Linked DNA regions of Homo sapiens: all the other regions are linked to region 3. The links are chromatin loops, found by intact Hi-C in ENCODE. Cell type or tissue: heart right ventricle. All regions are shown on one strand. Links, peaks and the distances in the headings refer to the core of each region. The heading gives the core; the rest is flanking DNA. Region 1 overlaps PHC2 (polyhomeotic homolog 2). Region 2 overlaps PHC2 (polyhomeotic homolog 2). Region 3 has its middle 16 kb from the start of ZSCAN20.

Region 1 (10,862 bases), core at 2,863-10,862, 78 kb after region 3:
ATGCTGCTGCCTAGCTCCCACCTAGTCAATGTGTGACTGGGTCTAGTCCCAGCCTTTTGGCCAGGACCTTCTACATCTGCTTTTTGCAGTGACCACAGTCCCACACCCATCACTTCAACACCACTCATCTTTCATTTCCCCTCTCCATTCCCAAATCAAAATTTACATGTCCTAGGCCCTGTTGAGAGTAGCCATCTGGACCCACAAATTTGAGTAAAGGTGCTAATGGCTACTAATAGTTTCAAAGGTCCCTTCTCAGATAACATGGTATTTGCACAGTGTGTTTCGGTATTTTAACCTTGGGTTCCTCATCAGGAGGTGAAGAGCTTCCCAAAGAGCTTCAAGCTTTATTCATTCCTCATTTAACAAAATCTTACTGTTGCTGGCTCGGCACCATGTTAGGCATTAGGAATCTAAAAATAATGGAATCACTACCTAGTAAATAAAATCAGCTGTCCTGCTATGCTATTAAAGTTCAGAAGAAGGCACCAAATCTAGGCTGGGGTACAAAAAGGAAGTCCCTAAGAGGAACAGACGTTATAGCTGAACTGCAAAGGGTGAATGCGCTCCGGCCAGGGAGATGGAGAGTGAGGGGCCTGGGGAGTGGCCCAGGCAGAGGGAAAGGTCTGGGCAAGGGGTGAGACAGCATATGACTAATTCTGGAATCAGCTGTGTGGGAGCACGTGGTAGGCAATGAAGCTGGAGAGAAACAGGAAGATCCCTAAACAGAGTGCTGCCAACATTTTCTTTCCACGTGGAGGTATTTTGAGGTTTCAGCAGGGAAGAAACTATGTTTGGTAACTCTTCCCATCTCAAATTCTAGCCCCTTTTTGCAGGGACTTCATTATGACCATCTTATGGCATCAATGATGACTGCCCCTTTTAAATCTCATATTCAAATGGATAGTGGGGCCCCTTAGAGCAGTGGCTCTCATGCTTCATCAGCATCAGAATCTCCCAGAAGGCTGTGAGAACACAGGCTGCTGAGCCCTGCTCCCAGAATTTCTGATTCCGTAGGTCTGAAGTGGTGCCTGAAAATTTGCATTTTTGGAGAGTTGCCAAGGGACCACATTTTTGAGAAGCCTTGCCTTGGAGCATACAAAGCCATGATATTAACGAGGCTGTTTTTAATGCCTTTGCACCCTTTTTTACCATTAGTTTCAGTTGACCTTTTTAGGCTGGTCAGGTTGAGTATTAGGCAGCATAATAGTTCCCTAAGGCCGCCTTAACAAATTACCACAAACTGGGTGGCTTAAAACAACACAAATGTATCATGTTACCGTTCTGGAGGCTGGAAGTATGAAATCCAGGTGTCGGCAGGGCCATGCTCCCCCTGAGTCCTTCCTCGCCTCTTCCTAGCTTCTGGTGGCTGCAGGTGTTCTTTGGCTGGTGGCAGCATAGCTCCAATCTCTGCCTCCATCTTCACGTGGCTGGCTTCTCCCCGTGTGTGCCTGTTTTCACATGGCGTTCTTTTATAAGGACACTGCTTATATTTGATTAGGGGCCCATAGAAGACACAGAATATATTTTGCTCTGCCTTACAGCAGTGAGTCCAGGGCTGCCCAAGTCTAGACAAACTCATCCATCCCGTCCCCAAGCATTCAGCATCTGCACAGTGTGGCTTTCACTGTACATCCCTTCCAAAAGACAGCAAATCCTTCTTTTTCCTCCTCATATTCTTCAACCAACCAGCACCACCTTGTTATAGAAATACTTGATATAACCTGCCTTTTATAAATTAGGAAGAAAACAGTAAGGTTTCAGAAAGTTTACTCATTTAAATTTATAGTGTTTTGCATCACAATGAAATCATTCTGTTTGGATTGCTAGGACTATATGACCAGCTTTAATTCCTCATCCTTCACTTCTATTTTTGTTGGCCTTCATTTACTTACTTTGGTTTCTAGAGACACTAAAGGTGGCAACATGCAGAGGACAGGGGAGAGGGAGGGACCTTTTGAGATGGTTTGAGCTGCATCCATTTGGACTGCTCCCAGTGAGTCAGTGGCTTCAGACTGGAACAAATCAGGACACTTATGTTCATGCAGCAGCCGAGAGGTGTAAGGAGGCCTCCCCCAGGTCCCCTAAGTCTAGGGAGTCTGAATCTTCTGTTATTACTGCCTTATGCCTCTGGCGGAGGGGCATCCAGAAAGGAGAAGCAGAGCCACAGCAAAGGAATATGTTCACCCATCTCTTCAGACTCTCCATACCAAGCCGCCTCATGATAATACCAGCAGCCACGATGGGGCTGACGAGACTTCTCATTTCCTGCCCAGCTCTGATTCCATTAGGAAAAACCTCACCCTGCCTTACCCCAGGGCTTTAGGCTAGATTTGGAGAGAGGTTTTCAGTATCCTTCCCCTCTGCTTTCCCGGAACCTCTGTCACAGCTGTAATCCACAGCAAATGGATTTCCCTGACACTGGGGACAAAGGCCTAGTGTTTCGTAGACTTGGCGGCTCCTGGGAGGGCAGAACCATCAGCGTTTCTCCAGCTGCTGGTCTCAGGCCCTGTGGGCAGCAGAGACCTGTAATAAGATCACTATCCAAGCCAGTTATATTCAGCACATCATTCAAAGTGGCCCATTGCAGTTAGGAGGGGAGAAGTGACTTAAATAGGAATCATAGCCCTTCAGAGCCCGGGCTCATACAAAACCACACAGTGAGTAGGAACCCAGAGAAAAACAGACTTCTAGTTCTTGATGTTAGCCATTAATGAGATTTGGCTGTGATTTATAATGGGAGTCCGCAGGGATGGGTGGCCTTGGGGAAGAAATAAAGAACTAGTTGGAAGAGAAGGAAAGAATAAGAGTAGGAATTAAAAGGAAATTGAAAAGGGGTGGGTAGAATACTGAAAGCCTAGATACTGTGAAAGTTTAAGGATTCAGATTTTCTAATGTGGGTCACCAGAGGGAAGGATGTAAGGAGAGTCCACAGATGCCTCAGTAGCCCTTACTGAGACTGCAGAATGCCTCCGCTACTCTCCAGCAGCCAGAACTTTGAGCGGAAGGAAGGTGTGAAGGGGGAGATATGAAAGCTCTGGTTCAAAAAGGGGAACTGTAGAAAAAAAAGTTTTAAAGCTGTTATATGGGTCCACACTTACTAATTATGTTTTCTTCCAACTCAAGTTCCCTTCTACTAGGAGACCAACAATAAAGTGACATATGGCAGGACCCTAGCTTCTGGTTTCTCTGCAGGGCAAACTTCACCTCTCTCGTTGATAAGTCACCACCACCATGCGGGCAGGAGGTTTCCTGAGGTGCCTTCCATGGTACTGGATGAGAATCAGGGGAGCCATATCACCCCAAGTCACTTACCTCCCCCACACTGGGTCTCCGTTCTTGCATAGAAAAAACAAGGGAGATTATGGTAATTTTTGATTTCTCATACTGGTTGATGGATACACAAGCATATTATCCTTTATATATATATTACATAGAATATTTTGTAAGTATAAATGGACATTAATTAACAATTAGGGAATTAAATTCAGAGATATCAGTTCGTTTTCAACTGAAAATCTAGTATGCTTTGACACGGACTTCACCCAGTGTGGCTGAAATAATGGCTCAAGGTGAAGTTGCAGAGAGGATCATGGGAAGCGCTCTGGCTTTGGAGTCGGACTTGGTTTTGAATCCCAGTTCTATGATGACCTTACATAAATTGCTTAGATATATTTCTCATTGACAAAATTGGGATAATCATACCTATACCATAAGGGAGGTCATAGTATCTATGATAGTGCTTGACAAGTAGTAAGTGCTCAATAAATAATCACTATTATTAGTATAGACACCATTGATGGAAGGTACTGAAGTGAAATCACAGGTGGCTGATGTTTTAAACTAGTTGGTGAGAAATTTGTGGATGAGGTAGAGATTAAGCTTTCAGATGAGGAGTAGGATGGAGTATGGTGCATTTCAAGCAATTTTATTCAACAAACATCTATGGAACGAAGCACAAGGTATTATGGGAAAATATGACATGATCCCACCCCCAAGCAAATCACTTTCTTGTAAGGCTATGTTGTAAGTGCTAGGAGACAGGCAGGCACAGAGTGCTCTGGGAGCAGCCTTTAAGCTGGATGGCTTAAAGGAAGACACTGGAACCTAATTTGAAGGAAGCAAGAGGAGAAGAGTTGGGGGGGTTGCATTCAGTGCATATTTCACAGGAGAGACTCAAGTTGTTTTGAAGATCTAAGGAGTTGGTTACATGAAAAATTGAAGGAAGGCATTTCAGGGGAGGGGAATAGCGTGAGTGAAACCACAGCGGTAAAAACCACAGAGGTAGGAAGTAGCAAGGCAGCCAAATTCCAAATGACCTGGGCACCTTGGTCATAATGCTGAGACCAGAGAGAGTGCAAGTGTGGAAAATGAGGCCAGGAAGGCAAAATGGGTCAGATCATGGAGGGTTTCACATCCCACATGGAGCAGCTTGTGGGGTGGGGGCACTGGGTGGGCCCAAGAACAGAGGTAATTCAACACATGATGCAGGGACAAATGGATATTCACATGCCCAAACATGGAATAACATATGACCCAGAGATTTCACTGCTAGGTTATACCCAACAGAACAGAAGCAAGGACTTATATGCCGTGTTCATTCCATTGCAACATTATTCACAATAGCCAAAAGGTGGAAACCACCCCAGTGTTCATCAACAGATGAACAAACACAATGTGGTGTGTATGTAGGTATACAATGGAATACTATTCAGCTATCAAAGGGAAAGAAATTCTCATACATGCTACAACATGAATGAACTTTGAAAACATTATGCTAAGTGAAACAAGCCAGACACAAAAGGACAAATATTAATATGCTTCCACTTAAATGAGCTATCTAGAACAGGCAAATTCATAGAGAATGAAAGTAGATTAGAGGTTAGGGGATAGGCAGGGGACAAGGGGGACTGAGGAGTTATTGCTTAATGGTTACAGAGTTTCTGTTTTGGGTAATGAGAAAGTTCTGGGAATAGATGGTGGTGATGATTGCACAACAGGTGAGTGTAGTTAATGGTACTGAATTGCACACTTAAAATCTAGTCATATTCTGAACTTTCCTTCTCTATCCTTTACATAAGTGATTGAGAGAGAGAGCAGTCAAGAGAGTGAGAGAGCACACTTGAAAGACAGCCACAGCTATCAAAAGTGTGAGCTAGAACAGAGGGTGCAAGCTGGGGACAGAGAGCAACATGAGCATGCACTATCCAAGAAGTAAGAGAGAGTGTCTGTGTGAATTGAAGAGACAGACCTGCTGATCAAGCCTGGGATGGCAGATGCTCAGGGAGGGGGAGACTACAAGCGACAGGAGAGAGAGCTGGAGCATGTGCAGCAAGGGTGCGGGCACTTGGGAGAGCCACGGGGAGCCAGAGGCAGGAGACTGGTCAAGGGCGAGCAGCCCAGGAGGCAGCAAGAAGGTCGAGTAGGGGAGAGAGCTCATTAGAGGGAAACGGAGCTACCAGTCTGGATCAATCACAGCGGGGCAAGAGGGCAAGAGTGGGAGCAAGAGCGAGGGGGAGGACGTGCTCGTATTCCAGAGAGCCAAGGCAGAGTGAGGGAGGGTGAGCACACTGAGGATGGGCCCACCCAAGGAGCAGCTCTGAGAAATCAGTGGTGAAAGGGAGCATGGGCACAGGTGTGAGAGATGGCAGGGACCAGGGGCAGGGAAAGAGTGGGAAAACCAGGGACTGGGGAATCAAAAACTACTGACACAGAAAAGACACGGGTGGTTGGGGGTGGTAGTGGGAGGAGGGGCGGGACAGTGGGTGGGGGGATGGTGGGGGGCGGGGGGGATGGTGGGGGGACAGGGGGAATGGTGGGAGGGCAAGGGGGACAGTGGGCAGGGGAGACCGGGGGGAAGGGGGGGACAGGGGGGATGGGGGGGGCAGGGGGCGGTGGGGGGGTGGGGGGCAGGGGGGCAGTGGGGGGGTGGGGGGGCAGGGGGGCGGTGGGCGGGGAGACAAAGCCTAGAACTGGAGAGAGAAGAAAGGAAAGGCATGCTTGCCCACAGGAGGAGACAGGCGACAAGAGTGTGGGAAGTGCACTGTGCCCACGTGCCCAGGTTGCTGCAGTAAGTCTCTCTCCCCTGCATGGGGAGCAGTGGCTGTCCTGGCCTGTACAGTTTTTCTGTAAAGGAATGCCATGCTCCCTCAAGACTTTTGTCTTATTTCTTAACAAGATTTGAGTGTACACTCTCCACAGTGTCTGCCCTAGCTGCTACAAAAGGAAAAAAGAAATAGAAATGATAACCCCCAAACTGAGCAGTACTGGGGAGATAGCAACAGGACATTAATGATGACTTTGGCTTTTTGCACTAATCATGCTCTCATTAATGTGAAAAATTATATTTTCTTCCCCTCTTAAATGGGTATACTCTACAAGCAGAGGACTGAATGTCTGTGATGGGATGACAAATAAATATTATTTTTCCATGTAGGAAGGAATGGGTAGAAGGAACAGCCTCTACACAGCCTCTGTTCTAGCTCATGCTTTTGATAGCTGTGGCTGTCTTTCAAGTGTGCTCTCTTACTCTCTTGATTGCTCTCTCAATCACGTGAAGGATAGAGGAGGGAAGGTCAGAATATGACTAGATTTTAAGTGTGCAATTCAGTATGATTAACTACACTCACAGAAATAGAACTGAGACTTGATCATCCAGGATGTAGATTATTCTACCCTCTTAATTTTCTGCCCTATTTTCCCATTTTATTTTTTATATTTATAAGTACTTCAGTTGAGATTTTCCAGTGTGTAATGAAAAGCAAGAAATGAAACCCAATTCTGGCCAACATTTGGGAAAAGGGAGGTGAGACTTTGAACTAAGAGAAGATGTTGGGATTCTGTGAGGTAGTCTGTGTTTGAATGGAACTATCATTTACTGATTTGTTGCTTGATGATCCTTATAATTTCAATTGCACCTCACCTTTACAATTAGTTTTTCAGTTTCTGTGAGATCAGGAATTATACCTCCTACCACTTTTTATGCAGCCTAATTTTCCCTCCCTAGAACATAAGATAAAGTGGATTTTGACAGCGCCAAGACATAGGAAGTACTTGTTGACTTTGCTGCTTCATTGATTCCTGCATCATCATTATCATCATAAGCATCCTTAGCAAGTCAGTAGCCATAATAAGGCCCAGCACTGCGTGCAGCTCAGGACAAAGGGAATTAATTCATGGACAAGCACCTTGCTCTATGGCAGTAAAAGCAGACATATGAACATAAGGAAAAATCACTGCTTAAAGAGTAAGGTCAAGAGTGCAGCTTGCAGGCTGCTACACTGCCTTGGAAATCATAAGCAACTTGCTGCCTGCCACCTGGGAGTGGCTTGGGTTTCCAGACTCCCAACATTCCTGTCTTTTAGACTTTACCCACACTTTTTTCAGCCCACAGTGAAATTCCCCCAGTCTGAAGAAGGCAGCCTGAGCAATGATAACCCTGAAACTGAGCAGTATTGGGGAGATAGCAGCAGAATAGTAATGATTACTTTGGCTCTTTGCACTAATCATGCTCTCATTAGTATGAAAAATTATATTTTCTTCACCTATTAAATGGGTATACTCTACAAGCAGATGACTGAATGTGTGTGATGGGGTGACAAACAAATATTATTTTTCCATGTAGGAAGGAATGGGTAGAAGGAACAGCCTCTACACAGAAATGAGGATTTTTAAGAAAAGCATGGAAAAAGAAAAAAAGAGGAACTTAAACTCAGATCTGGGTGTGCCTCTCCCACCACCCTTTCCTTCTTTCCCAACCCCTCTCCACTGCCAAGCACACAGCCTCAAGGGAAGGTAGAATTTCCAGTTCTGTATTCAGACCATAGGATGGGCCCTGAAGGAATTTATGGCCCTCCTTACTGACTGGGATAGGAGATTCCAGAAGGTTCTGCCATTTCTGTCTTAGGAGAGACCCTATCTATTGGATCTGGGCAGTGTGAACCAGGCCACAAGAGCCAGTGCTTACAGAGCACACAGGATATGCTTGGCACTCTGCTGAGCACCTTTCATCATCACTTTTCTTTATGTTCACCACAGCCCATATCCTGTCACATCTAATTGATTAAGAAACAGGTCAGACAGGTGTGACATGCCAGGATTTCCTGGCTAGAAAGTGGCAGAGCCAGGACAAAGCCAAGTCTTTCTGATTCCACAACCTGAGATTTTAACCAGATTGGTCAGTATGGTACCCTGCTAAGCGTTAGATCCAGAGGGCACTCAGTAAGTACATACCTAATAAAGATAGATACCTCAAACACACTTGAGCTCTTCTGGCTTTGAAAACTAAACTAAATAAACACCTCAGTTTATTTGATTGCCTTCTGGTTTTGTCACCAGGCTGGAGTGCAGTGGTGTGATCTCAGCTCACTGCAACCTCTGTCTCCTGGGTTCAAGTGATTCTTCTGCCTCAGCCTCCCAGGTAGCTGGGACCACAGGCGCACACCACCATGCCCAACTAATTTTTGTATTTATAGTAAAGATGGGGTTTCACCATGTTGGCCAGGATGGTCTCGATCTCTTGACCTCGTGATCTGCCCACCTTAGCCTCCCAAAGTGCTGGGATTACAGGCATGAGCCACCGCACCCGGCCTTCTCTGTAGATTGTTAGTCCTGCTTCTTTCACTAGGTGGCTGTATAAATATGGACAAATAGTAAATTCTCTGATGTTCAGTGTCCCCACCCCAACGATGAAAAGGCTGATAGGGTGAGAGGTGATCCATGAGATCACTGCTAGGGAGAACGTTATAGGAAGTCTGCCTCCTTTCCTAGTTTTGCTTCCTCTGGCAAAATAAACAGGTCATAGGCTTTAGAATCAGCCAGACCTGATCTCAAATCTCACCTAGTGAACCAAGTCTGCCCTGTCCTTCTGAGGGCAAGTGTGTCTTAAGACCTCAGTTCCCAAGTGGTCGGGCATGGCGGCTCATGCCTATAATCCCAGCACTTTGGAAGGTCAAGGCAGGTGGATCACTCAGGGGCAGGAGTTCGAGACCAGCCTGGCCAACATGGCGAAACCCTGTCTCTACTAAAAATACAAAAATTAGCTGGGTGTGGTGGTGGTCGCCTGTAATCCCAGCTACTCAGGAGGCTGAGGCACGAGAATCGCTTGAACCCGGGAGATGGAGATTGCAGTGAGCCGAGATTGTGCCACTGCACTCCAGCCTGAGTGATAAAGCAAAACTCCAGTCTCAAAAAACAGAGACCTCAGTTCCCAAGTGGCCCCACCACAGACTGGAAAGCTGATGTATATACTGCATAGTCGTCACCTGGTATCCACTGAGGACTGGTTCCAGGAACCCCCTTGGATGCCAACATTCATGGAAGCTCAAGTCCCTAATATAAAGTAGCATAACATTTGCATATAACTGACCCACATCCTCCTATATACTTTAAACCATCTCTAGATTACTTATAATACCTCATACAATGTAAATGCTATGCAAATAGTTGTTACACTGTATTGGTTAGGGAATAATGACACAAAAAAAGTTTACGTGTTCAGTACAGACACCGTATTTTTTGAATATTTTTGATCCTGTGGTTGGTTGAATCCATGGATGTGGAACCCACAGATACAAAAGGCTGACTTTGTGAACATTCTCTAGTAAGCGTCTGTCAAAACATTCACTTCTGCCTCTTCCCTCCTAGCATCTGCCTGCCCTTCTGCCATCCGAGCGCCCTGACTGCGCCACACTGCAGGCCATGGAGAATGAGCTGCCAGTCCCACATACATCTAGCAGTGCCTGTGCCACCAGCAGTACCAGCGGGGCCAGTAGCAGCAGTGGCTGCAACAACAGCAGCAGTGGTGGAAGTGGCCGCCCCACCGGGCCCCAGATTTCTGTGTACAGTGGTATTCCAGACCGGCAGACCGTGCAGGTAAGAGTCTAATTGATCTGGGAATTATACTCCTTAATCATCTCCAGGGCTAGCAAGGAGGAGGTGTTGGCATGGTCTGGTGGGATAATCTAGATGTGGACTCTAGAACGGGCATATGGGAGTGAGTTCGTAGATACACATTTGTGTATAGTTACAGGGGGTGAAGGATGCAAAATGGCCCAATCAAGGAGTTTGGAGGACACGTGTGTGAAAGTATAAAGGGCAGACAAGTAACAATAACAAATAATACATGACCAAGAGCTGCTCAGCCACAACCCAGACCCACTCTCTAAATGACCATTGCCCGGTGAAGAACACATCTCAGTTTTTCAGAGACCAAAAGCCAAAGAGAACCCCCAAATAATCCTTTGTCATTGCAGCTTTTTACCTTCTCCCTTAAAGCAGCAGTTGGCAAATGTCATCCAGAAGGCCTTCCAGGTGGCGGCTCACTGCTCCTAAATGCAGTCAGGGCCATGCACTACCATCTGCTGTGTGCCTGACATGGTACTAAGCATTTTGCACGCTTATCCTTTTGGTTATTATTAGGCACAATTCTGTAGTTGAGAAAACTGGGGCTCAGAGAAGGTAATAACTTGTTCAAGGTCATTCAGGTAAAGACAAAAAAATTGAACCTCTCACCCCAGACCTGTGTTCTTAATCACTACAATGTTTTTTTGAGGTTCCTGGATAATACAGGCAGAAAAGAGAGACCACAGCTGAGAAGTGTTTACTCCCAGTGACTTTGCTATTACAGTTTGGATATACTAGAAAAGTGACCTCATCCTGCTTTGAACTTAGGCCCAGATAAGGGAACAAGGGAGAACCCACAACAGACAGTAAGAGGGCCTGAAAACCCAAGTTAAAGAAGATGCCATCAGATACCCTGGACTCTTCCCTCTCCCACTTATTTCTACCTCGTGCTTAGTGAATCCATGTTTCCTGCCCCTACCCTTGTCCCTAGCCCCAGCACCTGGCCCTGGCCCATCATG
Region 2 (11,055 bases), core at 1,378-9,377, 53 kb after region 3:
TAGTCCCAGCTACTCAGGAAGCAGAGGCAAGAGAATCGCTTGAATCTGGGAGGCGGAGGTTGCAGTGAGCCGAGATCGTCCCACTGCACTCCAGCCTGGGTGACAGAGCGAGACTTCATCTCAAAACAAAAACAAACAAAAACAAAACAAAAAAACTACTAAAAACAGAAAGGGTATCTAATCTTCAAGAGCTTACTGTCTAGTCAGGAGAAAGAACATACATCCATGTGAAGCAAACTAGTGCAGCTCCATTTGAAGCAAACTAGTGCAAATAAATTCATACAATTCAAACTATTTTCTTATTGGTTGATGATTTAAATATGTTATTCTTTTTGCTTGTGAACAGATTCTGACGTGATGTGACAAAAATAGACTAACTGATTCACTCCCTCTCCAGCTTTCCATCACACTTAATCCAGAAACTTTCACTTCCAGTAATGGCGAGCTAGATAATTAGGATGACAAGGACAACTTAAAAAACTGAGAGAAATAAATTTTTTAAATTTTCTTACATGTACTAAAAAGGTAACAAAATAATAAAATAGGCTTGGGCCAAAATCTAGGGTAAAACAAGAACCCACGAGGTAAACTCACCATTCAAAGCCTCTTTCTCCCCCCTCACACCTTGTTTGTGCTCTAGACCCACATGATCAGGGACAGGCCAGAAACCTGACCACAGGTATCAGGAATGCCAGCTCCTGAGAAAGCTAACCTGATGACTACTTCATTGTTTTTAACTTCATCTATTTCTATGAAACACATTGATTGTACCATTTTTTTAAAGTGTTAAGATTATTAGGTATGTAAATTTGCTGCAATTGTTTTTAAATAAAAATACTATCTCTTAGAATAATGAATTTTAAAAATACCTCTCTCTCTGAAGGCATTTACTAGTCTGAATGAAATATCTGTGTAGTCAGGCTGAGTTTTTGGTAGTCTTATAGGGGAAGGAAGACAGGAATCAAAGCTGAGAGCCTGCCCAGGGTAAGAAATCTGATAAACCACCTCCCTGTTTAATCCAGGAATCTCAAGTGCTCCACCTTCAAAGTAAGAGTGAACTAGAAGTAAACCATTACTGGAGCAGCTCAAGTTTGTGTTACTCAGGTAGTCCAGGGAACCTCAAACTTTTGACATAGATAGACTAGGATGGTTCCATACTAGTAGTGGTTTCTGGTGCTTGACAGAATCAAAAAAAAATCATTTCTAGAGAATGGAGCCATTATCTTTGGACATTTATTAACCTTGAAAATATTTATTTTCTAGTATAATGACCAACAGTCAAAGATAACACTTTCACAGAATAACAAGATACCCTGAGTAGTAAACAGCAGAAACAACAGAGTCCCACAGAAACTTCAGAAATTGCAATCATGAGACAGACTGTAAAGTAACTATCCTGACTATGTATAAAGAGATTTTTAATGAGCTTGAAAATATCTGCAAGAAGGGAATCTATAAAAAGTATTGTAACAGATTGTTTTAAAACTAAATAGAACTTACAAAAGTGAAAAATATAACCATCAAAATTATGAACTCAGTGAACATATTAATCAGTAGATCATATACAGCTGAGGTCAGAACTGAAAGATGAGTCTGAAGAAATCATCCAGAGTGTAGCAGAGAAGAGAAAATGATAGATCATATGCAAGATAGGGTAAGAGACATGCAGGTCAGAATAAGAATACCTACTAACATACCCTTATGGAAGTCCCAGAAGATAAGGAAAGAGAGTTTTGGGACAGAGGATATTGGAAGAGATGGTAGCAGAGAATTTTCCTTAATTGATAAAAAACAGCAATCCACAGATTAAAGAAGCCTAATAAATTTATTCTTCTGACAAGTAGACCCAGGCAGAAGGAAAATTTATCTCAGATGGGTATCCCAGAAGGAAAATTAAAGGCATTTTGAGGCAAACAAAAACAGAGTTTGCCTCTATTACATCAAATGTAAATGGACTAAATGTTCCCATTAAAAGACAAAGATTGTCATACTGGATAAAATAATACTATAACTCTCTGCTGTTTACAGAAGACACACCTAAAATATGTCAGTAAGTTTTCAACTGTGGGTGATTTTGCCCTCAAGAAGATATTTAACAGTGTCTGGACTTATTTTTGGTTGTCATAACCTGGGGAAGTGCCATTGTAAACTACAGTGCATAGAACTGCACCCCCCGCCACACACACACAAGGAATTACGTGGCCCCAATATCACGATTGGAGAAATCCTGATGTAAGTAAACAGAAAGTTAAAAATGAAAAGATAGTAAAGAAAATATATACCAAAAGTAAGCCCAATTGCTATGTTAATTATAGACAAAATTATAATGAGTCAGAAAATACTTCTAGAAATAAAAGGGATTACTTCAAAATAATAAATGTCCATTTACCAGGAAAATCTAAGAATATTAAATTTTTATTCATCAAATAAAATGACCTCAAAATACTTAAAGCAAAAATTCCACAACTCTAAGGAAAAAGACAAATTCATTATCAAGGTGTTTTATATTTACATTCTTCTCTCAGCATTTGATATAAAAAGCAGACAAAAAGCCCCAGTAAGAATATGTAAGATTTGAATAACACAATTGTCAAATTTCACTAAGGGACATATATATAACACTGTACTTAACAACTGCAGAATATTATTTTCAAGCATACATGGAAGGAACAGTTATAAAAGTTGACTCTATACTGGATCACAGAGCTAGTGTCAACAATTTCATAGAATTAAAACCACACATAATTATGCTCTCTGACCACAGTGTATTGTTAGCATTCAATAAGAAAAAGATGACTAGAAATACCAATATTTGGAAATTAAGCAGTACACATATATAATCCATCACAGTGGAAATTAGAAAATATTCCTGACTGATAATGAAAAATACTATATATAAACTTTTCAGTAAATAAAGCTGAGCTTAGAGGAAAATTTATGGCTTTAAATTCATCTAAAGAAGTTAGGGGAAAAAACAACAAATTAAATCTGAAGAAGGTAGAAGGAAAGAAATAATAAAGACAAGAACAGGAATTAATGAAATAGAAAACACTTATAGAGAGGATATACAAAGCCAAAAGGTGATTCTTTTTAAAGACTGATAAGACTGCTGCCGGGTGTAGTGGTTCACGCCTGTAATCCCAGCGCTTTGGGAAGCTGAGGTGGGTGGATCACTTGAGGCTAGGAATTCAAGACCTACCTGGCCAACATGACGAAACCCCGTCTCTACTAAAAATACAAAAATTAGCCAGGCGTGGTGGTACATACCTGCAGTCCCAGCTACTTGGGAGGCTGAGGCACAAGAATTGCTTGAACCCAGGAGGTGGAGGTTGCAGCGAGCCAAGATTGCGCCACTGCATTCCAGCCTGGGCGACACAGAGCGAGACTCTGTCTCCAAAAAAGAAAAAAAAAAAAAAGACTACAAATCCTTATAAAGACTGATTGAGGAGAAAAAACGAAAGACAGATAACCAAAATCAGGAATGAAAAGGAAGACATCACTGCCGATCCTAGAGGTATTATAAAGAATACTTTTTTAAATAAATGAACTCCAATTTCTTACTCTGGGTAAACAAAGCCCTGTCTCATCTAATTCATACATTCATCTCATTTTATACAGTTTTCTCTCTCATCTACTGTGCAGCCATTAAACATGCCAAGTTTGTTTCTCTCATAGGGTCTTCATTACCAACTAATGCAAAGTAATGCAATGACTGTCTCCTTGTCTCAGATTTAAATATAACCTCCTCAGAAAGGCCTTTCCTGACCACTCAATCTAAGAGAGCAACCTGTTATTCTTCATATCATTCAATTTTAATTCCTTAATTAGCTCATGCTATTTACTTCATAATTGTTTGCTCCCCACTCCAGACATAAAACACATCAGAGTAGGATCTTTATCTTGCTCATCACTCTATCCCAGAGTGCTCGATAAATATTTGTTGATTGAAGTACCATCTTCTGATTCAGTCACAGAGAGGTAGGCCATGAGGGAAATAAGGAAAAAAGTAGAAACAAGAAATAAAGAAAAATCAGAAACAATTTAAGACCCTATTGTGTGCAAAAGGGAAGTGGAAAGAAGAGACAAGAAAATACATAAAGGGGTTAAAAGAGAGGAAAATAATTAGATAGTATTGCTGTTGTGTTTTGGAAAAACTCTTAATTAGAAGGAAAGGAACTAACTTTATTAAGCTACCTCTATGTAGGAAAACTAAATTACCAGGTGATGTGGGGGTTTTTTTTGAAAGATTTTATTTCAACTTACAGGCATCACCAAAATTATTTTCCTCATTTTCAACCTTTTCCTAGGAAGAAAAGAAAGTGAGTTATTTTATTCTATAGATGGAAAAACAAAAGCCTATTTGTTTTAATCAAGTAAAATTGTCAAGGATGACTGGCAGTGCCATTCACTGAGAAGGAATATTAGAAGAAGTGTTTTGGAGGGAAATCATGAGTTTCAATTTTAACAGGTTAAAATTTAGATATTTTGAAATATCCAAGTAGAGGTGTTGACAAGATAATGGGATACTTCACTCAGAGGAGAGGTCTGAGCTGAAGATCTAAATCTTTGATGTATGGATGGTAATTGAAGCCATAGGCATAGATGTGAGTGTCTAGAGAGAAAGAACAGCATATGAAAAAATGGGGTTTCATGGATGTATCTTAAGGAGCTCCAATATTCAATGGTTAGGTGGTACGAGACAAGCCTTTGAAGGAGACTGAGAAGGAATGGTCAGGAGAATATGGTTTCATGAAAGCCAAGGGTATTTACTGTTTCAAGGAAAAGAATGGTCAGCAGTGTTGAATGCTGCTGAGACACCAAAGAAAATGAGAATTGAAAATGTTTATTACCTTTAGTGACATTGAAGTCTCTGACCTCAGTGAAAGTAATTTTAGCAGAGTGGAGATGGAATCTGAGTCATTTTAACATCCACAGTACCTTTCCGTAGAGTAGATATTTGATATGATTTTTCATTTTCTTTACCATGAAATGTATAATTATGCAGAAGAAAGTATAATGTATATGTAGTATTTGAAAAATAAAGTGAACAACATTTATCCATAACCCAACTTAGGAAACAGAACTTTAGAAGACACCCATATGCTCCTCCCTGTTTGCATCTACCTTCTTCATCTGCCCAGATATACCACTCTTAAACTGTTGTAATAAGTTTTCCCGCCAGGTGCAGTGGCTCACGCCTGTAATCCCAGCATTTTGGGAGGCCGAGGCGGGTGGATCACGAGGTCAAGAGATCGAGACCATCCTGGCCAACATGGTGAACCCCTGTCTCTACTAAAAATACAAAAATTACCTGGGCGTGGTGGTGGGTAGCTGTAGTCCCAGCTACTCGGGAGGCTGAGGCAGGAGAATCTCTTGAACCTGGGAGGTGGAAGTTGCAGTGAGCCGAGATCGCACCACTGCACTTCAGCCTGGCGACAGGGTGAGACTCCATCTCAAAAAAAAAAAAAAAAAAAAAAGTGGGCCGGGCGCAGTGGCTCACGCCTGTAATCCCAGCACTTTGGGAGCCTGAGGTGGGTGGATCACGAGGTCAGGAGATCAAGACCATCCTGGCTAACACAGTGAAACCCCATGTCTACTAAAAATAAAAAAATAAAAAAAATTTAAAAAGTCGGGCGTGGTGGCAGGCGCCTGTAGTCCCAGATACTTGGGAGGCTGAGGCAGGAGAATGGCATGAACCCAGGAGGCGAGATCGCGCCACTGCACTCCAGCCTGGGCCACAGAGCAAGAATCCATCTCAAAAAAAAGAGTTTTCCCTTGCTTTTCTTTTATAGTTTTACAACATATGAGTGACTTCCTAAACAATATACTGTTATTTTTACAATATACTTTTTTAGTTTTAACTGGTTTTGAACTCTGTATAAATGGAATTATACTGTATTCATTCTGAGTCTTGCTTCTTTTGTTCAGCATTATCTTTTTGAGATTTGTCTGTGTTGATACCTGAGATTGTATGTCATTTTCACTGTTGTATAGCATTCCATTGAATTAACATGCCATAATGTATTTTTACATTCTGCTTTTGATTGGTATTTGGGTCATTTCCAGTTTTTTGGTTTTTTGCTTTAAAAAGCAATTCCACCGTGAACATCATTATCATGTCACCTTATGAATATGTGCAAGAGTTTTTCTAAGATAGGTGTATAGATAAGAATAGAATTGCTAGGCCATATCATATGGGTATGTTCAACTCTATTGTGAAATACCAAACTGTTTTCTAAAGTGATTGAATCATTTTTTACTCCTACCCATTCCATGTGAACATAACCATTGCTCTGTATCCTCCCCAGTGTTTGATATTGTCAGTCTCTAGAATTGTTGCCAATTTCATGAGTATGAAATTTTATCCTATTGTAGTTTTAATTTGCATTTTCTTGATTATTAATAAAGTGAAGTTTTTAAATGTCTATTGGCCATGTAGAAAATTCAATTCAAGTGTGATGCCCATTTTTCTGTTGTGTCTTTTACTTTTGAGTTATAGGTATTTTTAAAATATTTTTGATGCAAATTCTCTTTTTGTTATGTGTGATAGAAATATTTTTTCTCAGTGTAAGGCTTGTTATTATGCCTTTGACGAACATAAATTTTTTCTTTTAATGTAGTCAAATGTATCAGTCTTTTCTTGTTTAAAATATCCTTTCCTACTGTAAAGTCATTATTTTGTCCTACATTTTCTCCTAAAAATCTTGTATTTTTGTCTATTCCTCTTAAATATTTAGTTTACTTTAACTTGGGAGGTTTGCTGTGAGGTGGGAGATCAATTTCATTTTTCTATGTGGATGCCTGGTTTTCCCATACTGTTTAATGAGATGTCCAGTCCTCCCCTACTGACCTGATAAACCCATCTGTCATATAGCAAGTGTTCATAAATGTGTGGGTCTATTTTGGGAACTTCTGTTTGGTTCCATTAAGTGGTAAATGTTTAGCAACTAGCTCTTCCCACTCCTTTCCTATACACAAAAAGTCCCGATTTGTAGTATTTGCTGATTTCCATGGTATAAATACTCCCGCAATGACCAGTTTCAAGCTTCCAATGTGATATCACTAAAATGCGGAGTTGGTAAGAGGTGCTAACAGTTAGAGGTCAAGAATAGGGTCTATCCAAAAGATAGTGCTAATGCCAAACTTTCTTAACTAGTAGAGCTCGATATCAGGGCAATTCTCACATTGTCTTCTTTAGGAGTGATCTGCCTATTCTTGGTCTTTTGCATTTCCATATATATTTTAGAATTAACTTATAAAGCCTCTTTTTTTTTTGAGACGGAGTCTGGCTCTGTCGCCCAGGCTGGAGTGCAGTGGTGCAATCTCGGCTCACTGCAAGCTCCACCTCCTGGGTTCACGCCATTCTCCTGCCTCAGCCTCCCGAGTAGCTGGGACTACAGGTGCCTGCCACCACACCCGGCTAATTTTTTGTATTTTTAGTGGAGACGGGGTTTCACCATGTTAGCCAGGATGGTTTGGATCTCCTGACCTTTTGATTCGCCTACCTCGGCCTCCCAAAGTGCTAGGATTACAGACGTGAGCCACCATGCCTGGCCCAAGATGGATATAATTTTTATGTTACAAAAAGATTTATAATTGTACTGGAGTCTGTTAACCTTCAGACAATTCCTTTAATGCTTTTATTTATTTATTTATTTATTATTTTTAATGTAGACAAGAATGAGATGATGATGCGTTGACATACCTCCTTTTTTACTAACACAAAGGGCAGCTATCTGAAGCACATTATTCCAACATGGATCTTTTCAGTTAATAATATATCTCAGAGATCTTTCCTGTCAACATGTACAATTCTTACTCTTTAATGCTTTTGTACTTACTATACTATTTTAACTGCTTCAGAGTATTCAGTTATGTGCATATGTATAGATGTGGATGTGAATGTGTGTGTGTGATAGTGGTTAAGAGCTTGAGTTCTGGAACCAGACTGCCTGTCCCGGAATCCTTCTCTGACACCTTCTATGTGACTTTAGAACAGTTTCTTAACCTCTGTGAGTCTCATTTTCCTCATTTATAATATGGTCAAAGTAGCAATGCCTATGTCATGGAATTGGTGTGAAGATTAAATGAGATAATTCATGTCAGGCATTAGAGCCTGGCTGCTACACAGTAAGTGCTTAATAAATGTTAACTGCTAGCGTTTTCATTCTTGCCTTTGCTGCTATTATTACTCCTAGTACTGCGCTACTGATAAATACTTGATTTGTTTCCAGGTTTTTGCTATGACAAACAATGCAGTGGTGAATATCCTTGTACATAGATCTTAAAATAACTTGGGGGATGTGTATCCCTGAGTGCAAACTCCTATAAACAGAATTGTTGGGTCAAAGAGTATGCAGCTAAAAATATTGCCAAATTGCCCTCTAAAACAGATATTCCAAATTATATTCTTACCAATTGTATAAGAAGTATATTACTCACCTTACATCAGCCCTCCGTATTATTAAATTTCTAAATGTTTACCAATCTTATACTTAGTTTGTCCTGCATCTCTTTAGATATGAATGAGATTAAACATCCTTTTATAGGTTTATCACTTTTTTTTTTTACAAATAATAATGAACTACTTGCTCATATCCTTTGCCTATTTTCTACTAAGTTATATCTCTCTCTTACTGATTTCTAAGAGTCCCTAGTGCCTTATAAATAAAAATACTGACCTATCAATTTCCAGAAACATAGTTTCTATGGAAATTAGATATAACTGAATTACTTATATTCACTTGATTTTTTTTTGTAAACATTTTAAAGCTCCCCCAACCCTGCCCCCGCCAGTCTCTTGAGCATTCCTACCTAAAGTCACTTGGGGTCAGGGACTATAACTTCTATTCCTTTATTTCCACTTGTTCCCTGTCCCTCTAGTAGCACCGGGCTTCTCTGCCAAATTCAGTGACTGGTGGAGGGGCCTTACTATAGAAATTTCAAAAGAGTGGATTTGAGTCATGGTCCTGAAACATAAGCCACACATTAGGTTATGTGAAGGCCTGGAAAACAAGAAAACATGTCCAGAGGCTAAGCAGGCTCCTTCTATTCTAGGCACATCTCCAATGGCAAGATGCTTAAGTCTATTTTAGCCAATAAGAAGATTGACCTGTTCACATGGCATCTGACAGGAAAACGTGGAGCCAAGAACTTGGAGCTTTTTGGAATCCATTCATCTATAAATCTGTGGCGGCTCTTTAGAACTTTTTCCAAATGGGGGCAGTGATAATGATAATGTGACTATAATGTGGCCCTTGTGAGCTCAGTGTCCAAAGTAATAATACTTCCAGCACCTTTTGTAGGGTACCTGCTGTGTGTGAGTACTATTCTAGAAGTCTTACACACATCCTCTTTATTCCTTGTAGGGTCCCTTCAAGGATTGTTCTTTCTGCTTTAAAGACAAGGAAACAGTGACTCAGTGTAGCATAGCACCTTGTCCTAGTCACACTCATAATGCAGGACAGAGGTGGATCCTATTCAGGCCTGAATACCCCAACCCCACACACTGTTTTGTTCTACTGTTCACTTTGTACATCTGTAGTAGAATTTTTCACATTTTGCCTTGTATATAGTTTCATTGTTCTTCCAATACTGTAAAACTCCTTGAACTCTGGACCCAGACTGCCTGAAGAAAGAAACCGTGTCTTTTTCACCTACCCTCCAAGCAACAATCAGCGAGGCTATCGAGGTCAACTGGACTTGCCCCAAGAACACTTCATGGTCAATGTCTGGGTCAGGAATTGACTTTAGCCAACTGTGCCCTCTGTTGTGAAGCCATCCTAGAAACCAGTGCCTCCCATCTGTGTGTGCTTTCTAGCTCTGAAAACTACCAAAAAGTCCCTGTATCTACTGGAATATAGCTTTGGGAAACCAAGAATGCCTGCAGCCCCTCGTTCAGCAGGTACTTCAATGCAGAGGACCAATGTGGGCAGAACTGCACTACCAGCTTGTGAATGAATGTTCAGATGGGAAGTGAGCATCTTTTCCCTTATGTTTTGTGCTAAGAATACTGTGATGTTGAAGCCCAGATACTTTAAGATACATAGACATTTGGAAAATAAAGAAAAGGATAAATGAGAAAATAAAAATCAGCAGTAACACTATCACCCAAAGCAGCCATTGTTAACATTTGGTATCTATCCTCCCAGCTAAGCTATACATTAAATAACATGTACTTAACAATGGGATTATATTATGCATATTACATTTGTAACAAGCTTAGTGCCATTTTGATTGGTTATTCCAAATCTAGGGGAAGCCTATTAGACAAAAGTTCTCTCCTTCCTCTGGCTGTGATTTACTGGGGGTAGAGGTGGGGTTTAAATCATAATTACACTTACTTAATGTCATTTAAAATGTTGCAAAGCATTTCACATCCTGCTGAGGAATCTGATAGTGCTGAAGCAAGACCAGAGTCTACCTCTGCACTCAAGCCTTAGAGCCTTTCCACAATGCTTTTCAGTTTCAGGTTTCAGGAGGAAAGAGAAGCAAAAAGCAGTGCTATCATAAGCAGGGCTAGATGATCTAATGGCAGAGCCAGATGGGGTCTTGTTTTTAGTTGCAATCTGTCTGAGGCATTCTTGTAATATTATTTAACAATTAATTTTTAAGTATTTTTTTACATGCACAGGGAACAAAGTCCAAAAGATTCAAAAGAGTATACGGTGAAAAGCATGCCTCCCCCTACTCCCCGGGAGGCATCACTGTCTGCGATTTCTTGTGTATCCTTATCTGAAGCATTTTGAGTTCAAAGGGCAGGCAAGCATTTGCAGAGGTCATCAAGGGTATTTTCCTTTGTCGCATCAGTATTCTCTGCAGAGGTCATCCTGGTAACCAGGCTTCATAACCCCCAACAATATTCCAAAGGAATATCTCCTTTCAAAGTGCATGGTGGATGTACCCTGAGGCAGAGCCAAAATCACCCACTGAGACCACCCCAAACAAAGAGGGCAGAGAGCTGCCGTGCTGCCAGAGGAACAGACTCAGGAGGGCCACAGCTGAATCTGGACCAGTCTCAGAGTCAGGAGACCGAGGCCTCATCTGGTCTCTGCC
Region 3 (11,055 bases), core at 1,805-9,804:
GGGGTTTCACCTTGTTAGCCAGGATGGTCTTGATCTCCTGACCTCGTGATCTGCCTGCCTCGGCCTCCCATGCACTTTTTTATGTATTTATTTTTATTTTGAAACGGAGTCTCACTCCGTTGCCCAGGCTGGAGTGCAGGGGTGAGATCTCGGCTCACTGCAGCCTCTGCCTCCCAGGTTCAAGCGATTCTCCTGCCTCAGCCTCCCGAGTAGCTGGGACTACAGGAGCCTGTCACCACACCTGGCTAATTTTTGTATTTTTTGGTAGAGATGGGGTTTCAACATGTTCAACATGTTGGCCAGGCTGGTCTCGAACTCTTGATCTCAAGTGATACACCCACTTGGCCTCCCAAAATGCTGGGATTACAGATGTGGGCCACCATGCCCAGCCTGATAAGCACTGTAAACAACATAACCAGAAATGTTTTATTTCCCAGAATTCCCTCTTTTGGCTACCCAGAATTCCTTTTACTAATAAAAATAACTAGCACTTGTTGAGAAGATACTGTCTGCCACCACTACGTTCTCTCCTAATCCTAACCACCCAGTTTTTGTGTGCGTGTTCCCCCTGACCCCAGTTCTCCAGATGAAGAACTGCAGCCCAGGGAAGACCAGTGACTGGCCAAAGTCCTTGAGACAGTTTCTTCCTCTGCAAAAAGTGAGAAAACCTCAGTTATGACTTCCCCATTTGGGCATCCAGGGGTTAGTTGGGGTTTGACTGCAAATTCCTTTGTTGTCATTGCCTTTGTGACTTTGGTGTTTTCAGATGTAATTCCCAAAGAGCCTTGAGGAAAGGGTGCCCTTGTTTCCTGTTATTCCAAACATCATGAGAATAGGCAGAGAGGTCTCAACAAGAGCTGTAGAACAAGGAGATATTTTTATTCATCCACAGAACAAATGGGAATGCAGCCAGGGGCAGCCGGGCAGAACTTTCAGAGATTTCCCTATATATAGACCTGCAGGGAGGCAGCAGCATCAGCCCTTTTGGGGAAGTGAAAGAGGCCAGGCTGAGAGTAACCCAATTACTCTATTGTCTGAGTTGGGGTTCCTTTTCTGTCCAGAAATAGAAATTCAGACTACCCAGGCAGAATTTGTTGGGAGGGTGTGTGGGTGTTCACGGAACCCTAAATCAGCTGGGCCTGGAGAAGGACTGAAGCCAGGGAGTGGAGCCATCAGCCAGGCCATAGTTTCACTGTCTCATCTCCGCTTCAACCTTCTCTTCTCTCCATAGAAGAGGAACAACAGGTTGAACTAAAGCCAAAAGCCAGCTGAGGTGGGTGCAGAAGCTCCTTTCCTTCCTGATCTAGTCCTACTCATCCCCCACCACCCATCACCCCCTAGACCTGCCTGACCTCCCTTCCCATGTTGATGCTCTCCCCACTCCCAGCCCCCTTGGGATCCACTGTGGGAGCTCAGAGGGAAGGAGAAGCCAGCTAGGAAATCTCTGTCCATGTGATTCCTGCTCTATCCTGTGAGCTTGCTGAGATGCTCTGCCTGGGAATGACGGGGTTCTCGACGGTCCTGGGAAGAGAAGCAAAATATTCTCTCACTCAAGGGAGCAGCAAAACACACCACTCTCCCATCCCCAAAAAGGGCTCGTAGGTTGGACTCTTAGGAGTCATCTGGTCCTGGTTTCTCAAGATCTTTTGTCCTTTTGGCCTGCAGACTTTATTATTTAGAGTCCCCTCTTTAGATCATGTGAACAAGGTCTGTTAGACATTCACTCTGTTCATTTATTCAGGCCACAGCTATTCTGAGCTGGGCACTTCTCAGGCAAAGGCGGCAGAGTGCCTGCTCCTGGTGGATGGGGATGACAAACCTGTAACAAGAGCAGTGACTCAGATGTCTTTTTGTTTCCTCTGCCAGCAAGCCACACTTCCTTTTAACAGGTAAGCAGCTACCATCTGAGCTCTTCACCTGCAAGACTTCAGGAAATCCTACCACGTTCTCATTCCCGAGGATCTCCAAGAATTCTTACAAGTTCCACCAATTCACTGTGGTGTCACTTGTCACCTCTGTCTGCCCCACTAGACCCTGGTCTGGTCTCTGGCAGAGCCTGCCTCTGGACCTTAACTCCCTCATCTGCTGCTTCTAATTCAACTTTGCCCAAACATAAGCATATTTCCAGGGAACACTAGGCTCCCTTCTCGCCTCTGCATTCTCTCCCTAGGTGATCTCATCCAGTCTCATGGCTTTTAAATACCATCTATTTGCCAATAACTTTCAAGTCACTGTCATCAGCACTGACTTTTCCCTGAGCTCCAGACTCATACCCAACTGCCTATTTGTCATCTTCACTTAGAGGTCAAACAAGCAATTCAAAGTTAACTTAGTCAAAGCAAACTCCTGATTTCCAGCCCTGCCGTGTCCATCCCAACCTGCTCCCCTCCAAGTGTCTCCGTATCAGGGGAAGTTTCAGCACACAGCATGACACCATCCACTTAGTTGCTCCATCCACAAACCTGAAACTCATTCCCGATTCCTCTCTTTGCTCATCCCCAGCAGCTAGCCCTGTTGTTGACACCACATCAGGACCTACCCTGAATCTGCCCACATCTGTCTATCTCCATGGCTAGGCTCCTAGGTCACAGGGCCATTAACTCTTGCCTGGATGATGGCAATGGTCTCTTGACTTGTCTCTCTGCTTTCATTCTTGCCCCCTGCAACCCATCCTCCACACAGAATCTCGAGTGAGTTTTTAAAAATATACCATGGCTGGGCGCAGTGGTTCATGCTGGTAATCCCAGCACTTTGGGAGGCCAAGGTGGGAAGATCACTTGAGGTCAGGAGTTTGAGACCAGCCTGGCCAACATGGTAAAACCCCATCTCTACTAAAAATACAAAAAAAAAAAAAATTAACCGGGTGTGCTGGCAGGCACCTGTAATCCTAGCTACTCAGGAGGCTGAGACACGAGAATTGTTTGAACCTGGGAGGCAGGGATTGAAGTGAGCCAAGATCGCACCATTGCACTCCAGCCTGGGAGACAAAGCGAGACTCTGTCTCAATAAATAAATAAATAAATAAATAAATAAATAAATAAATAAAAATATAAACCATATCACAGCACTCTCTTGCTTAAGCCCTTCAATGGCTTCCCATCACATTTATAATTTTTTTTTGTCTGACCTACAATGCCTTACCTGAGCTGGTTCTCACCCACCATTGAATACCAACCATGCAACTCCCCCCATCTCTCTCTCTCTCTTTCCCAACACACTTGGCCTTCTCTCTGCTGATCAGAAGGGCCACGCCCACCTCCACCTAAGGGCTTTTGCAGTAGCTGTTCTCTTTCCCTGGTAAGCTCTGCCCACCTGTGATGGGTTTTTGCTTTTGTATTCTGGAAGGTTTGTTGTTTGTAGATGTGTCTGTGTGTATGCATGCGTGTGTGTGTGTGTGTGTGTCTGTTTTTACTAACCATGAGTTAATGCTACAAGACTGATGGTTTTAAATATGAGTCACCACGTTAGGAACTTTTGCCTGAGACAAAACAATACTCCCAGGACATTGAGAGGCTCTGTTCTCCCACCCTATTTTCTTAGCAGATAGCATGACTTTGAACCTAAAACAAAATAAAACTCTTTGAAGTCTTTCCAACAATGAAAAGACATAATTTGGTAATAATAACAATAATATGAAAACAAAATAGAATTTAAGACAAATCATTAAGTGATTAAAGAGGATCATGTGGAAATAATAAAAGCTCTATTACTAGAGCCACAAAACACACACATCAAAGCTTTTAGAACTATAAGGAGAAGGTGACAGAAGCACAATTGTAGTTTTTATTTATTCACCCAACAATGTGCCAGGCACTGCGCTAGGTGGTGGGGAATAAGCAGTGAACAAAACATCTAAAATTCCTGAGACTGTGGAGCTTACTTTTAATGGGAGAAAACAGACAATTTTTAAAGTAAATATACAATATATTATATAATCATGAGTTATATGGTGAAAAATAAAGCAATGGGCCGGGCACGGTGGCTCACGCCTGTAATCCCAGCACTTTGGGAGGCTGAGGCAGGCGGATCATGAGGTCAGGAGATCGAGACCATCCTGGCTAACACAGTGAAACCCCGTCTCTTCTAATAATACAAAAAAATAGCTGGGCGTGGTGGCGGGCGTCTGTAGTCCCAGCTACTCGGGAGGCTGAGGCAGGAGAATGGCGTGAACCTGGGAGGCGGAGCTTGCAGTGAGCCGAGATTGCGCCACTGCACTCCAGCCTGGGTGATAGAGCGAGACTCCATCTCAAAAAAAAAAAAAAGAAAGAAAGAAAAATAAAGCAATGAAGGTGGATGGGGAGAAACAAGGGTAGGAATCAAGGTAGAATTTTAAGTAATGTGTCTAAGAAGACCTCTCTAGTGAGGTGACATTTGAACAGAAGCTTGAAGAATGGAGAGGGAACCACCCATCTCTCTGGCAGAGGAAGCAGCAAGTGCAAAGGCCCTAAGGTGGGAGGTGGAAGCCAGGAGGCCAGGGCGGCTAAAGTGGAATGAGCCAGAAGAGGGATAGCGGATGAAATCAGAGACATCTGCAGGGCATAGCCGCTCAGGGTGGCGCCGTAGACTGTTGTCAGGACTCTGGCTTTTATTCTGTATGAGATATGGGGTCATTAGAGGGTTTTCATCAGAGGAGTGACACAAGCCTGTTTATACTATCAAAGAATCATTCGGGCTGCTATGATAAGAGCAGAATTGCTGGGGATAGTGGTGGTTGCATGAGGACAGAAGCAGAGGGATAAGTGAGGAGTTGTTGCATTAAGTCAGGTGTAAGATAATGTGGGCTTGAACCCTGGTGATAGACTTGGGATTAAGAGGTTAAGACATGGTTAAATTCTGGATATATTTTGAAGATGGAACTGACAGCATTGGCTGATGAGTTGGACGTGGGGTGTGAGGAAAGAGAAGTCAAGGATGATGCCAAGACTGTGGGAGAACAGATTTAGAAGAATTAGTTCAACTTTTAAAGTACTCAGTTTAAAATGACTGTTATAGGCCAGGGGTGGTGCCTCATGCCTATAATCCCAGCATCTTGTGAGGCCAAGGCAGGTAAATTGCTTGAGCCCAGGAGTTTGAGACTAGCCTGAGTAACATGGTGAAGTCCCATCTCTACAAAAACATACAAAAATTTTCTGGGCGTGGTGGCACATGCCTGTAGTCCCAGCTACTCAGGAGGCTGAGGTGGGAGAATCACTTGAGCCCAGGAGATAGACCCTGCAGTGAGCTGTGATTGCACCATTGCCCTCCAGCCTGGATGACAGAGTGAGACCCTGTCTCAAAATAAATAAATAAAACAAAACAAAACAAAATGACTATTATATACCAAGTGGCTGTGTCAAATGACGCAAAGTGCTAGGCATAGGAGGCACTTGATACCTGTGTGCACATGTGTGTATGTGTATACATGTATGTGGCACATTTCATATGTGCATGTATGTATGTATGTTGTGGTTAGAACTACGTCCACCTCTTGGTGGCTGTGTGATCTTGGTGAGTCACCCAGCCTCTCTGGAATACAGAGATAACAGAGCCTACTTCACAGGGCATGGCGATTTTAAAACATGTCCACAATTTTTTGATTTTCCCCTTAAAAAACGGTGATGTCCAATTCCTCTCCCTTTGCATACAAGCAGGCCTTAGTGACCGGCTGCTAATGAGTGGAATGCGGCAGAGGTGGTACAAAAAGACTTCCAAGGCCAACTTAGAAAAACTTCCTCCTGGCTCTCACTCTGAGGACACTCGCCCCGGGAACCCAGCCACTATGTTGTGAAAAAGTCCAGGCCACAAGGAGAGGCCACATGGAGGTGTTCTATCTCACAGCACCAGCTAAGGTTCCAGCATCCACTGCCAGACTTGTGAGTGACAGCCCTCAGGTGATTCCAGTTGTCCCAGCAAATGCCAGATGGAGCAGACATGAAATGTTCCTGCCAAGTCCTGCCCAGGTTACAGGTCTGAGGGCAAATGGATGCTGCTCTTTTGGGTTGTGTGTTATACAGCAGTAGGGAGTTGGAACACTGGGAAATTGCTAAAGCATTTTGTACACTGGAAAGCCAGCTACAGAAATGGCTCATTAGTTGGTAGGCATCCTGAGCTACTCACTAGTGACTCCAGTTAAGTCTTCCAGAGCAGAATGTCATCTCAGGCCAGGCTCTGACTCCTTCCAGCACCAGGTGGCACTACAGTCATATCTGGCCCCTTATTTCCTCCTGCCCATCTTATGTCAGATCCTCACGCTCTCTCTCTCTCTCTCTCTCTCTCTCTCTCTACCACAGCATTGAACTTCTTCAACATGCTGCACCCACCTATGCCTCTGTGTCTTTTCTCATACTGTTCCTTCTGTCTAAACCACTTTTTCCTCCGTGGCCCCCCGGACGTCAATTCCCAGCCACCTCCTTCCCTCTCCTCTGGGCCTCACTTCACCCAGTCTCATCTAAAACAGGATCCAAAACCTTCTTGTAGGAAGAGCTTCTTTCCACTTCCCTAAAGGCTTGAGATCTGCGGGGAGGGGAGAGCACTTCCCAGAAATATGCAGGGCACAGTGACTTTTAGCACTGAAGTCCCAGAAGATGGGAGAAGGCGGAGGAGAGGTGGTACCTCCAGTGGCTGATGGAGAGGGAGGAGAGGAGGAGAGGGGAGGAGGGGTCGGGACAATCTGTGGGAGTTTGTGAAAGCAATTTTCAGTAATCAGATCATCTCCAGCCCCCTGGAAAGTGTTCCCACCAAGTTTTGTTTTTTGTTTTGTGTGTGTGTGTGTGTGTTTTTGTTTTTGTTTTTGTTTTGAGATGGAGTCTCGCTCTATCACCCAGGCTCAAGTGCAGTGGCACGATCTCGGCTCACTGCAACCTCTGCCTCCTGGGTTCAAGTGATTCTCATGTCTCAGCCTCCCAAGTAGCTGGGATTACAGGTACCTGCCACCACGCCCGGCTAATTTTTGTATTTTTTTTCTTTTTTATTTATTTTGTTTGGTAGAGACATGGTTTCACCATGTTGGTCAGGCCGGTCTCAAACTCCTGACCTCAAGTGATCTGCCCGCCTCGGTCTCCCAAAGTGCTGCAATTATAGGTGTGAGTCACCCACCAAGTTTATCCCAGGGCATGTCTCACTTATGCTAAAAGCAAGTCCATTCCCACAGTAGCCCCACTGCCTTGCTGACCCCCAGGGTCTCTCCACACTCCTCTGTGGAGCTTATCCACCCTTCTGAGCCTGATTTCACACAGCTGCTCCTGCAAGGCACAGCTGATCTCTGCAGATGCCTGCAGCCATGCTGCCAGGGAGCCCAGGCAGTATGCTGCTCCCACTCTGCTGCTGGGCAGAGCATGCACAGCTGCCACTTCCTGCTGCTCCATGGGGTGCCTGGTCCTTCACCTGCCAGACCTCACAGCTCTCCGAGCCCCCAAGATGGTGCGTAGTGCCAGGAAGCAGAACAGGGGAGAATGGCTCTGCATTTGTTTTCCAGGGCTGCGGTAACAAAGTTCCACTCCCTGGGTGGCTTAAATAACAGAAATGTATTCTCTCACAGTTTGGAAGGCTGGAAGTCTGAGATCAGGGTGTCAGAAGGCTCGGTTCCTTCTGGGGGCTGTGCGGAAAGGCTCTGTTCCAGGCCTCTCTCCTTAGCTTGTCAATGTTCATCTTCTCCCTGCTTCCCTTCACATGGTCTTCCCTCCATGTGGCCTAGCTTTGGGTTCAAACTGACCCTTTTTATAAGGACACTGATCATATTGGATTAGGGTCCACCCTAATGACTTCATTTTAATTGCCTCTGCAAAGACTACCTCCAAATAAGGTCACATTTTGAGGTGCTGGAGTCAGGACTCCAACACATCTTTTTTGGGGGAATACAATATGATCCGTAACATGCTCCTTCCCTTTGTATTACAGCGTTGATCTCGAGGCCATAGACCTCATTCATTCGAACGAGGCCACAATAGCATGTGGACACACATCATGCTAGCTCAGTATTGCCCCACGCACAAACCAGGTAACTGCAGGGCTCAGAACCATCACGAGGTTGCTTTGCCCCTCAGTGTCTTTGGGAATTCCTGCACTGTCTAGGCCAGGCAGGGCCACTGCTCACGCCACCTCTTCCACGATGGCCTTTGACTTCACTCTGGTGCTCCACGTGGTGGATGTTCATATGGCACCACTTGCTCTAAGGTACCTCTTCAAGTTCTGTATAACTGCTGCCTGACACCCCTCGCAAATCAATGCCTGGGACCCTGATCCTGGGCCTTGCCTTTTTATTCCAAAAAGGATAGAGAAACTGATCTACCTCCCCTTAGAGGAGAACCACAGCAGAATTGCTCAAGTCCTGAGGTGGTACATTATCTAGAAAGATGGCTATTTTTCCCCACATCTACAGATACATACAGATATTGGACCCAGAGCCACAACCCACCTCCATTCCTCAGATCCTCTGCTGAGTTCTGTTGTTCATTCCAGACTCCTTCATTCATTCAGCTACTATTTACTGAGTCCCTAATATGTTTGAGAGACCTAATAATAACTACATGTATTAGTTTCCTATTGCTGCTATAACAAATTACCACAAATGTAATGGTTACAGGCAATATAAATGTATTCTCTCCCAGCCCTGGAGGTCAAAAGTCCAAAAAGGGCATTCTTCTGGAGGCTTGAGGGGAGAATCCTGTTCCTTGGCTTTTTCAGCTTCTAGAGGCCTCACATTCCTCGGCTTGTGGCCCCATTCTGTCCTCTACTTTTTTTCTTTTTCTTTTTCTTTTTTGTTATTTTAATGTTTTTGAGTACATAGTAGGCGTATATATTTATGGGGTACATGAGATGTTTTGATACAGGCATGCAATGTGTAATCACATCTTGTAAAACGGGGTATCCATCCCCTCAAGTATTTATCCATTGTGTTACAAACAATCCAAGTATACTCTTTTGTTGTTTGTTTGTTTGTTTGTTTGTTTTTGAGACAGAGTCTCACTCTGTCACCCAGACTGGAGTACAGTGGCGCAATCTCAGCTCACTGTAACCTCTGCCTCCCAGGGTCAAGCACTTCTCCTGCCTCAGTCTCCCACATAGCTGGGATTACAGGTGCCTGCCACCACACCCAGCTAATTTTTGTATTTTTAGTAGAGACGGGGTTTTACCACGTTGGCCAGGCTGGTCTCAAACTCCTGACCTCAAGTGATCCGCCTGCCTCAGCCTCCCAAAGTGCTAGAATTACAGGCATGAGCCACTGCGCCTGGCCAAGTATACTCTTTTAGTTATTTTAAAGTATACAATTAAATTATCATTGACTATAGTCACCTGTTGTGCTATCAAATACTAGGTCTTATTCATTCCTCCTATTTTTTGTATGAACTAACCACCCCAACCTCCTCCACAGCCCCCCACTACCCTTCCTAACCTCTGGTAACCGTCCTTCTATTCTCTCTCCCCATGAGTTCAATCGTTTTGATTTTTAGACCTCAAAAGTAAGTGTGAACATGCAGTGTTTGTCTTTCTGTGCCTGGGTTATTTCACTTAGCATAATGACCTCCAGTTCCATCTGTGTCATTGTAAATGACTGGATCTCATTCTATTTCATGGCTGAGTGGCACTTCATTGTGTATAAGTACCACATTTTTTTTATTCATTCACCTGCTGATGGACACTTCAGTTGCTTCCAAATCTTGGCTACTGTGAACAGTGTTGCGACAAACACAGGAATGCAGATATCTCTTCAATACACTGATTTCCTTTCTTTTGGGTATAGACCCAGCGGTGGGATTGCTGAGTCGTATGGTAGCTCAATTTTTAGTTTTTTGTAGAACCTCCAACTGTTTCTCCATAGTGATTGTACTAATTTACATTCCCACCAACAGTGTATGAGGGTTCCTTTATCTCCACATCCTCATCAGCATTTGTTACTGCCTGTCCTTTGAATATAAGCCATTTTAACTGGGTTGAGAGGATATCTCATTGTAGTTTTGATTTGCATTCCTCTGATGACCAATAATGTTGGGCACTTTTTATATGCCTGTTTGCCATTTGTATGTCTTCTTTTGAGAAATGTCTATCCAAACCATTTGCCCATGTTTTAACTGGATTATTAGATTTTTTTCTTGTAAAGTTGTTTGAGATCCTCCTATATTCTGGTTATTAATCCCTTATCAGATGGGTAGTTTGCAAATATTTTCTCCCATTCTCTGGGTTGTCTCTTCTCTTTGTTGATGATTTCCTTTGCTGTGCAGAAACTTTATTTTTTTGTTGTTGTTTATGGTTTTTCTTTTTTGTAATCCAAATTTTATTTCAAAATTTGGGAAACTTGATTTTCTTTTATATTTTATTTGCTTTTATTTCAACAGTTTTTGGGGAACAGATGGTGTTTGGTTACATGGATAAGTTCTTCGATGGTGATTTCTGAGATTTTAGTGCACCCATCAGCCAGATGAAAAATGCTCAGCATCACTAATTAACGAGGAAATGCAAATCAAAACTGCAATGTAATACCACTTTACTGCTATAAGAATGACCATAATCAAAAAACCAAAAAATAATAGATGTTGGCATGGATATGGTGAAAAGAGAATGAACTAATGGCATTCGCAGTAACCTGGATGGAATTGGAGAACATTATTCCAAGTGAAGTAACTCAGAAATGGAAAACCAAATATTATATGTTCTCACTCATAAGTGGGAGCTAAGCTATGAGGATGCAAAGCCATACAAATGATACAACGGACTTTGGGGACTCAGGGGAGAAAGGGTGGAGGGTGAAGGATAAAAGACTACACAATGAGTACAGTGTTTCTATACAGGTGTATAGTGTGTAAGTATCTTTTTCATATAATGGCTTCTTTTCTCCTGGGTAGAAACCCAGTAGCAGGATTGCTGGATCAAATGGTAGATCTGCTTTTAGTTCTTTAAGGGATCTCCACACTGTTTTCCACAGTGGTTGTACTAGTTTACATTCCCACCAGCCATGTAAATGTGTTCCCTTTTCACCACATCCACAGCAACATCTATTATTTTTTTATTTTTTGATTATGGCCATTCTTGCAGGAGTAAGGTGGTATCGCATGGTGGTTTTGATTTGCATTTCCCTGATCA

The links. Peaks named below come from ENCODE experiments on the same cell type or tissue, not always from the same donor. Only the 100,000 strongest peaks of a DNase experiment are listed, where the experiment ranks them.
Region 1: a loop joins it to region 3, with 2.9 times the contacts of the local background. A loop is called at or near these places in 44 of 110 quality-filtered maps.
Region 2: a loop joins it to region 3, with 4 times the contacts of the local background. A loop is called at or near these places in 6 of 110 quality-filtered maps.

Annotation. Positions count from the first base shown.
Region 1 is chr1:33,374,377-33,385,238 of GRCh38, reverse strand. PHC2 (polyhomeotic homolog 2) reads left to right here. Exons shown (of 15, transcript NM_001385109.1): 2 at 9,646-9,873. The coding sequence starts at 9,700. Among named protein-coding and RNA genes, the nearest start is that of PHC2-AS1, 29 kb to the right of the region's middle. In heart right ventricle, for the core only: a CTCF peak has its summit at 6,089; no DNase peak of the experiment used is centred there; H3K27ac peaks cover 4,250 bases.
Region 2 is chr1:33,397,546-33,408,600 of GRCh38, reverse strand. All of the region lies in intron 1 of PHC2 (polyhomeotic homolog 2), which reads left to right. Among named protein-coding and RNA genes, the nearest start is that of PHC2, 28 kb to the left of the region's middle. In heart right ventricle, for the core only: no CTCF peak of the experiment used is centred there; no DNase peak of the experiment used is centred there; H3K27ac peaks cover 2,158 bases.
Region 3 is chr1:33,451,121-33,462,175 of GRCh38, reverse strand. No RefSeq gene overlaps it. Among named protein-coding and RNA genes, the nearest start is that of ZSCAN20, 16 kb to the left of the region's middle. RefSeq lists enhancers at 1,084-1,163, 1,284-1,333, 6,809-7,308. In heart right ventricle, for the core only: a CTCF peak has its summit at 6,159 (motif pointing right); DNase peaks (open chromatin) are centred at 5,845 and 6,165; H3K27ac peaks cover 2,735 bases.